Linked DNA regions of Homo sapiens: region 2 is linked to region 1. A link is an interaction called in ENCODE POLR2A ChIA-PET data of the cell type or tissue named here. Cell type or tissue: Caco-2. All regions are shown on one strand.

What was found. ChIA-PET counts read pairs that join two places held together with the same protein. Peaks named below come from ENCODE experiments on the same cell type or tissue, not always from the same donor. Only the 100,000 strongest peaks of a DNase experiment are listed, where the experiment ranks them.
Region 2: POLR2A ChIA-PET joins it to region 1 with 6 read pairs; 2 of 35 experiments call an interaction of 5 or more read pairs at or near these places.

Annotation. Positions count from the first base shown.
Region 1 is chr10:113,112,513-113,116,512 of GRCh38, forward strand. All of the region lies in intron 5 of TCF7L2 (transcription factor 7 like 2), which reads left to right. Among named protein-coding and RNA genes, the nearest start is that of SNORA87, 69 kb to the left of the region's middle. In Caco-2, no CTCF peak of the experiment used is centred here; no DNase peak of the experiment used is centred here.
Region 2 is chr10:112,528,709-112,532,708 of GRCh38, forward strand. The region is part of intron 4 of VTI1A (vesicle transport through interaction with t-SNAREs 1A); the gene reads left to right. Among named protein-coding and RNA genes, the nearest start is that of VTI1A, 83 kb to the left of the region's middle. RefSeq lists an enhancer at 2,548-2,597. In Caco-2, no CTCF peak of the experiment used is centred here; a DNase peak (open chromatin) is centred at 2,383; H3K4me3 peaks cover 990 bases.

The DNA of each region.
Region 1 (4,000 bases):
GCTTGGGTGTGTGCACACCTAATTTCTCTGAGAACACATACGTGTTGTAAAGGGCACAGCAATTTCCCGTGCTTACTTAATAGTGTTTAAATCAACTTACTGGATTTGGGTGCCTTTCCTTGCCAACATTCCTAAACTTCATGTGAACAGCAAAAGTTCAAAGTCCACCAAAACATCATTTATTTGTTAATGAAAACCAAGCAATTTCAGAATGGGATCGTACTGTCCTGTACTGTCACCTTCTCTCTGATGTTATGGAGGCATGTTGTCTTTCTCCAGAGGCAAGCAATATTGTGTTTTAAGCTTATGAGGCAATCATGGGAGGCGAGTTTGGCCAGTGTTTCTGTGTATTCAGATCCTCCTCCTTTTAAAAAGAATAAAATAAAAGGTAGAAGGCTTTTCCCTGATTATGCTTTTCTGGTGGGTTTCTATTTGTCATTGCGGTTTATAAAATGGCTTCTTCTCCTCTGCTTCCAATTCATTTGTTAATATTAACTCTTGGTTGTAGCAGAGAGTCACCGTTATCTGAAAAGCAAATTCCCTTATTTTTGTCATATTGATGTAGTAGCAGTAGTTAATTAGGGACCTCATGAGTGACAGGAGTTTTTGGGTTCTATAACCAAAAACCCAAACACTGGCCAACCCGGTCTGCCTTGTCAAGTCGGTGAAATCCTGACAGCTTGCAGTTTCTTCAGCCTCTCTCCCTGCACTTCAGTACAGGAGCAGCCCAGTAATAGTCCCGATCGCTAATAAGAGCACAAACACCCGTAAGCAGGTGAATTGGAAATATTGTCATTTTGACTACATCAACAACTTATAACTTACCAAAGCAACTTGATGTCCTTACTTAATTCTTCCCCCGCACCTCCCCACCAGTGCTTGATTAACAAACTGGTCAGTGGCTATTTAGACATGAATCACAGGGCATAGGACATCCTCATAGGATGAGCTGCCTGGGCTGGACACACTGGCCAGGTTGATGACTTCTCTTGAAAGGGGGGTTCTGTGTTGCTCGCACCTTCACCTAGAAGGAGATGTGAGGCATTTCTTAGAACAGTGTTCACCCCCTTTAGAATTTGTGACCCTTTGTCCTTGTTAGTCTTGATGGCTTCCAGTTCTCCAAGCCCCAAAGAACTGTGTGGTTTCTCTTATTTCTGCAGCATTTAAAGAAATTAAATTAGTTTTCCTGGGCTCCTCACCATCTAATTTGTTTCCCATTAGAGATAAATAATGACGTTTGGGGCATCATAAACCCAAGGATTTCCATGTTAGTTTTCCAAGGACCTTTTTTTAAGAGAGAGGGGAATAAGAATATTTGGGTCAGATGTTTTAAGATGTTAAATATAAAAATCAGCCTTTTAAGAATCAAATGCAAAGCCAGTCACTTAGCCTTGAATTTCCCACTGTGATTCCACTTTTCAAAACCCAGGATGACCATCATGATGGGTTTCGTTGGACTATCAGTTGTTACAGGTCAAATCATAGTCTCATGATTGTTAAAATCTTAATAAGGCCCCCTCTAATCCTGTGAGTTTTCAGAAGGAAATCCCTGTGAACAATCCTGGAATTGCTTTGCCTGGTAACATCTTATTTACTGACAATATCCCCAGCTGAGCTCTCTTGGTTAATATGTTTGCTCTGGCACTGTAGTTCCTTTTTAATCAGAAATGCTTATCAGTAGGTTGCATGGTTGGGGAAAATGGCATTTATTTTGTAGCATTTTCCCAAGGAATATTGGATGAATATTCCTTTAGTACTAAATATATAATGGTCTTTGTCTTAAGAACTTATTAGCACTGAGATTTCTGTGTTGGAATTTTCTTTATTGATACCGGTTTGTAGGTTCTGGAGAGTCCAACTGATATTTTTTTGCATCTCGATCAGAAGCTCTGACTTTTTGGTCCTTAGCAGAGAATACATCCCTTGATATCTTGGAGGCGCCCTTAGTGGAGTCAATGGTGTGTGGGCTTAAGGAGAAGTCAGGGCATTAGCAGGTCTGTATTTTCCTCCAGCGTGGAGTTTTGTCATTTCTAATGATGACAATCTATCAGTCCACATGGTTCAAAATGAAGATAAATTGAATTAATATATGTGAGTTAACTGACTCATTGATATAATTATACTGTGAGGATTTCTTTAGTGTAACCTAACACATTTAGTAGTGTTAATTGTAATGGCTTTGCACGGGAGCACTTAATTTCCTAAGCAAACAGAATAATTTATTAATTCTCAAAAAGCGATTTCAAGGCCTAGACTGAGAGAGAAAGAGTATGTGTTTTACTGTAGTCTCAGTTTGCTTTGGCTTATCAGATTGAAAATTGCTAAGAATTTTTTTCCAGATTCCAACTTGTTATTGCTACATTTCCATGTGTGCCCAATTCAATAGCGTATTGAAATGAAAGTAGGAAATAGGTACCGTCCAGTAAATCTTAATTAAGTTATTGAAAATTGAAGAGCACTGAATAATAAAGCAGTTCTAATTGCAGTTAAAACTGTATTGGCAGCAGATATGCTTGAACAGGGATGATAAAACAGCTGAGGAAGAGCGTTGGATGGCAGAATCGAAAAAGGGTAATACACAGATTAAATGCAAAACTCAAATGTTTTGTGAAATGTAGGCAAGCTGTGTAAACCTATTTTTTGCTGGAAAGCATGTTTTCTGTCATGTCAGAAATGATCACAGGAATCCTTTTAATATTCATTTAAATAGTTTTTAATTGGCTTCAGAGAGTTTAAAGTTCAGCATGAAGGTGAGATCTAAGCTTACTAATTAGATCGAATGCAGTTTGACTTAAAGAGCAGACTTGATAATTAAAGAATTTCATACCAAATATACATTTTGAAAACATTTCTTTTCACATCCTTGAGGTAAAATGAGTTTTCCTGAATTTTTTCCCTTCTTTTCAAATAGAAATTTCTCTTACAGAAAGATGATCAAATCTTGTATCGCTTGTTAGAAAATGACAAACCTCTCATTTGTTTGTCATTTAGCCAACATCCTGTGTTCAGGTTATTCTAATTTTTTTTCCCATCCAAGTAGAATTTTGAATTGCACGGAACGTTGTGATGAACACAAGTTGTTGTGTCTTGTGTTTTTCCCCCCACCAAGTTGTTTGATGCTGTTGAAATGGAAGGCTGAAGTAGAAGGGGCACTTAAGCAGTGAAGGGTTTTTCTTTGTAAATAATAGATCAAGAGCACTGGATCTGTATCTAATGGAGCTGTGTGCGGCCTCCATTTCAAGGACAGCGCGCGGTTTTAAAAACCACAACTACCGACCATCCCGTCCACAACCTGTGGTCAGTTTTGTGAATGTGTGTGCGTGTGTCTCTGCTTGCCTCCTCTAATTCCTTAGCACCCTTCCCCCTTAAACAGGCTGCTGTCACGTCATATTTGATTTCATAAAGTTAAAAATAGAAACCTCAAACAATATGAAGATGTGTATCGATATAGCTCCTTACCTGTCTTCTAATATTATGGAATGATTTGAGGAACTTCAATCCTATTTTACTCAATGTGTGAATGAGCCTATTTGACTATGGTAGGCTTTCTAAGAAAAGGTAGATGTATGTAGCTGACAACAATGCAGAAATGTTTGTCTTAGGAGCAGAAAAACTGGATTGGTTATGTATAGTTTATCATGATAATCTGATGAAAAATTAAATTTATCATTTTCTCCCTCTTTTCCCTTCCCCTTCCCCTTTTGTAGGTTATAAATATGTTCTTATATTTGCCAGTTTGAACTTGTGTTTGAAAATCATAGATTTGATACTCTCAAGTATTGTGGTGTTATTGCATACAATTCCTAAAAGCACAATAGGACTTTGTTCCCTCTGAATTTGAATTAGTTATATTTTATCACTTATAATCTAAATTAGACCTAATTAATATTTTCCCTTGTAGTGTAATAGTGCAAACATTGCCAGTATCTTAAAATATGTAGTCTCTGTTAAAAGCATATTTGAAAACAGAAAAATAAACATTATATGTTAAATATCAAGT
Region 2 (4,000 bases), 580 kb before region 1:
GTGAATGCGTAGTTCCCATGTCAGTTCTTTAAACAGCTATAGATCTTTCCCTCATTTGAAACTACTGCCTAATGCAGAGGAAATAGAAAGGAAGGGGGTGTGCCTGTCTAACTCAGACTCCTTTATCGTAATGGATGTTGTAGTTCTATGATAGGGATCCCTTTTTTTTCAAACGTGTTCACTTCTCTTAATGGACATTTTATATGCCTAAAACATTTGCCTTGCGTACATATAAGTATGATTTTTATGCCTAAAGAAAACTGTTCCACAAAAATAGATTGAGTTCATATTTTCTGAATTTTTCAAATTATATTCCTGTCACCTTAAAGTGATTATGCAGAGATTTCCCCTGGACTTGTATAAATCAAACTTACAAATTCTGAAAGTGCTTGGAGAACCTGAAGTTTACATGTAAGGAACTGTCACTTCAATAAATAGAGTATGATAAATTATAGTCATGAGAATATGTACTGTTAGATTATTACTTGTGTGAAGTTTTCCATCTAAAATTTGATTGAGGTGTAAAAGTTCAAAGAGACCACACTGAACGTTTTGGATATTTCGTTACCAAATGTAGCAAAGTTTCCATTTCATATGAAGTCATTGCATTTTGTTTTAAGGCTCTTTGTCATAATATAGGAATTAAAATCCCTCAAACTAAAACACATCCTTAACTAGGTATGGTCACTTGAGAATAACTTTTTTATTCCGCATCAGCATTCATTCAGAATATGGAGTCAAAACGGAAGCTCTTTCTGTAAAGAAAGAAAATATTTTAATTTGGCTCTATACTAATCTTTGTAGCTCAGTAGCTAGGAAGAGTTTTTTTCTAGGTAGGGCTGCTTATAATTTATATAAGAAAAGGTCTTCTGCCTACAAATAAGTTTACTTCTAAGTTATTTGCTAATAAATTGATTTTCAGAACTTCTTATCCATGGAATACTAACTATATAAATGGATAAAACTTGGAGATAAACAAAATGAGATAAAAATAGCAATATTCATTTAATTGCAATTGGGATATACCTGTCAGTTTAAAAATATAGATCAAAATAGGAAAATAAGGAATTAATAGCAATGATTATATAGGTAAAATACTGGCTAGGTATTTTCAATGTAACATACACATCCTCCTTATAGTTGCTTCTTTGTGAAGATTCGATAATATGAATACAATAGCTATTATTTCTCATTCTGATAATTTATGATGCAGTTTTTTTAGGCATCTGAAACCTGACTGTAATACATATAATTATAGTCTGCCAATTAACTATAAAGTATGTTAATTTACTCTTAGGTACATAAACATTTCTGCCATGATTAGAAATGTTAAAAATTCAGAAATTAAGAATTTTTCAAAAGCATTTTTAATGTCCCTCATACAATACCCTTTGCATTTAATTCCAAATTAAATGCTTTGTATACATTCATTTCTGATTCATATTCATTTCATTCAATCAAATATAGCTAATGCTGATTTACAAAGAAGGGGCAAGAAAATTACCTACTTTGTACATTTGAGTACTTTTGGGCTATCAGCTTTCCAAGGATTACTGTCTTAAGCATTATCATTCTATTCTTTGAAAATACCGTATTTACCATTCCATGTGGCAACATTTTATTTCTTTGAAAGAGTTGAGTTCTTGAATGTAGTGATGTTGTATTTAGAGTGGAAACATTAATAGTTCATAACTTGATTGCATTTCATGAGAACCATTCTCATAAAAGGAAAAACACAACTTATAGAATAAAATCATAAAGCCTTTCATAGTGAAGTGTGATAATGGGGCAAATAAACTGTTCCAAGCTTTGATTTTGAACCCTAATACTCTCTCAGTTTCTATATGCAGAATTATATTGATCAGTGACTTTTAATAAATCCTAAATAGAAGATTCAAAATATAAAGAGTAGACTATTTCCAAATGTGGGGAAAGTTTTGTGGCAAAGCAATATTTAGCAGATAATGATTGCTTAATTTCTTAATACAAGGTTCTCTTAAGTTCTGATTTGGGCTTGCTGTGCATAAAGTGTGTCAAACTTCAGCTACAGACCAGGGGGTGAAGTCGGTCAATTTAATTCCCCAAGATCTAAAGAAGGTCGGTATCATTTCATATAGCCCTGGCAGAGCAGATCATTACCAGGCACAAATCTGTTCGTTACGTGCTGAGGGTTTATAGCAAAATAAATAGACTGTCATCATAAGTTCAGAAAATTGTGTGTTCGACCCACGATAATGTGTAAAGGGCGTTTAATAGAGTTCAGCATTTATTCGTTATCTGTATGCGAACAGAGACAGCAGTCGCGTTATCAGCTTTAAAAAAAATTCGGTAGTTCTGGGGTCACGTGACACACCTCACACACACACACACACACACACACACACACACACACACACGTGCGCACGTGCGCGCGCGCGCATGAACCCTCACATGCTCTGCAGTGCAGTTTTGATTTTAGTCACAGCAGAAGGCTTAACCACAAGAGATTCCACTGGTTCAAACCAGCGTAAACCAGATTTTTTCAGCCCACAAAGGAACAGATTACCTCTTGTATCAAATTCTGCATTGGGGGAAAAAAAATCTTTGTTTCAGAAAAGATGTTGATTATCATAACTCAACATGGTGGCATTGCACACTCTCATGTTGCCTATGATGGAGCTAGTAACTCGAGAAAATACGAAATCACGACTTACAGTCCAGTCTACGCATTGTTAATTTTCAGAAATAGGCCATCTTTTGTTTACTTGAATGAATAACTCCCGGCCTAAGCAAAGAAAAAAAAAAAAAAGAAAAAAGATAAAGATGAAAAACCCTCCCATTACCTAGCTTGGCTACAAATCCGATGTAGAGCTTGAATGCAGCCATGCAGCACAAACAAGATAGAACGTTTTTTGTTTGGAACCTATTGAAAAAACAAATGGGTAGCATTTTTAAACACTCATTGATTATGGCAGGGTGGCATGCCCCAAATGGTCTCTATTGCTGAAGAGTAGTTTTAAACTTTGGCCCTTTAAGTATCATAGTCAACCAAAGAATAGTGCCCCCAGAAAGAAAAGATCGCTGGCCGATCAATTCCCAGATCGTCTCTTTCTGAGAATTAATGTTTGCCTTTTTCTCCCATGATGTTGGGATAGCAAAGAGAAAGATTCCGATATATGATAGGCCAGGTATTTTAGCTTAAAATTTTGCTTCTTCTGGGGAAGAATTATAACTTTTCATGTGAAATGAAAAGATGATTTACTTGTATGTAACTGGATGGTTGCTGAGTGTGTTAATTAAAAATAAAGAAAGCTTCTTATTTTGAAACGATGATAATAAAGGTTTCATTTTCACTGAATGTACTGTGAGACATTACATGATAACTTATGTACCCTTTTTATAAAGATTCTTAACAGTTTTTAAAATCTTATTCTTTGGTACTCAAAATACTTTTCATATAACAAATGAAATAACAGAATAAGCTGGAATGCATACTGCCTTCCTTGAATTCGGGACAAAAACAGCGTTAAGCATTGAGATATCCGGGCTATAGTAAACATGATACTTACAGAGACTTATAGTGAACAATTCAGGCACATTTCTCCCAAAGCAATAGTTTAATTTATTGACCTGCATATGTCAAGTGTTATAACAGATGTTACAGATATTTGGATGTTTAAAAATTATCAGTCGTAGACCTGAATTGCTGAGGATGCAAATTTCAGACCTAGAATGTGGTTTAGTCTGTTACAACATAGGTTTCAGTTTCTAGTCATTGCAGAAACTGTGGTCGTCATCTCACTTATACAGTGATATTTGTAGTTTAGAATAATGTCAAACACACACACACCCACACGTACACACAATGAGCCAGATATATGGTTATATATTTTAGTTCCTAAAGAGTTAAACAGCTTGTTTTATCTGTTATATTTAAGGTAAATAGAAAAATGTTCTAAATAAGAGAATTAAAATGTTATCATAGGATAATTTACTAAGAAGTAAGGAGTGATTTTTTATT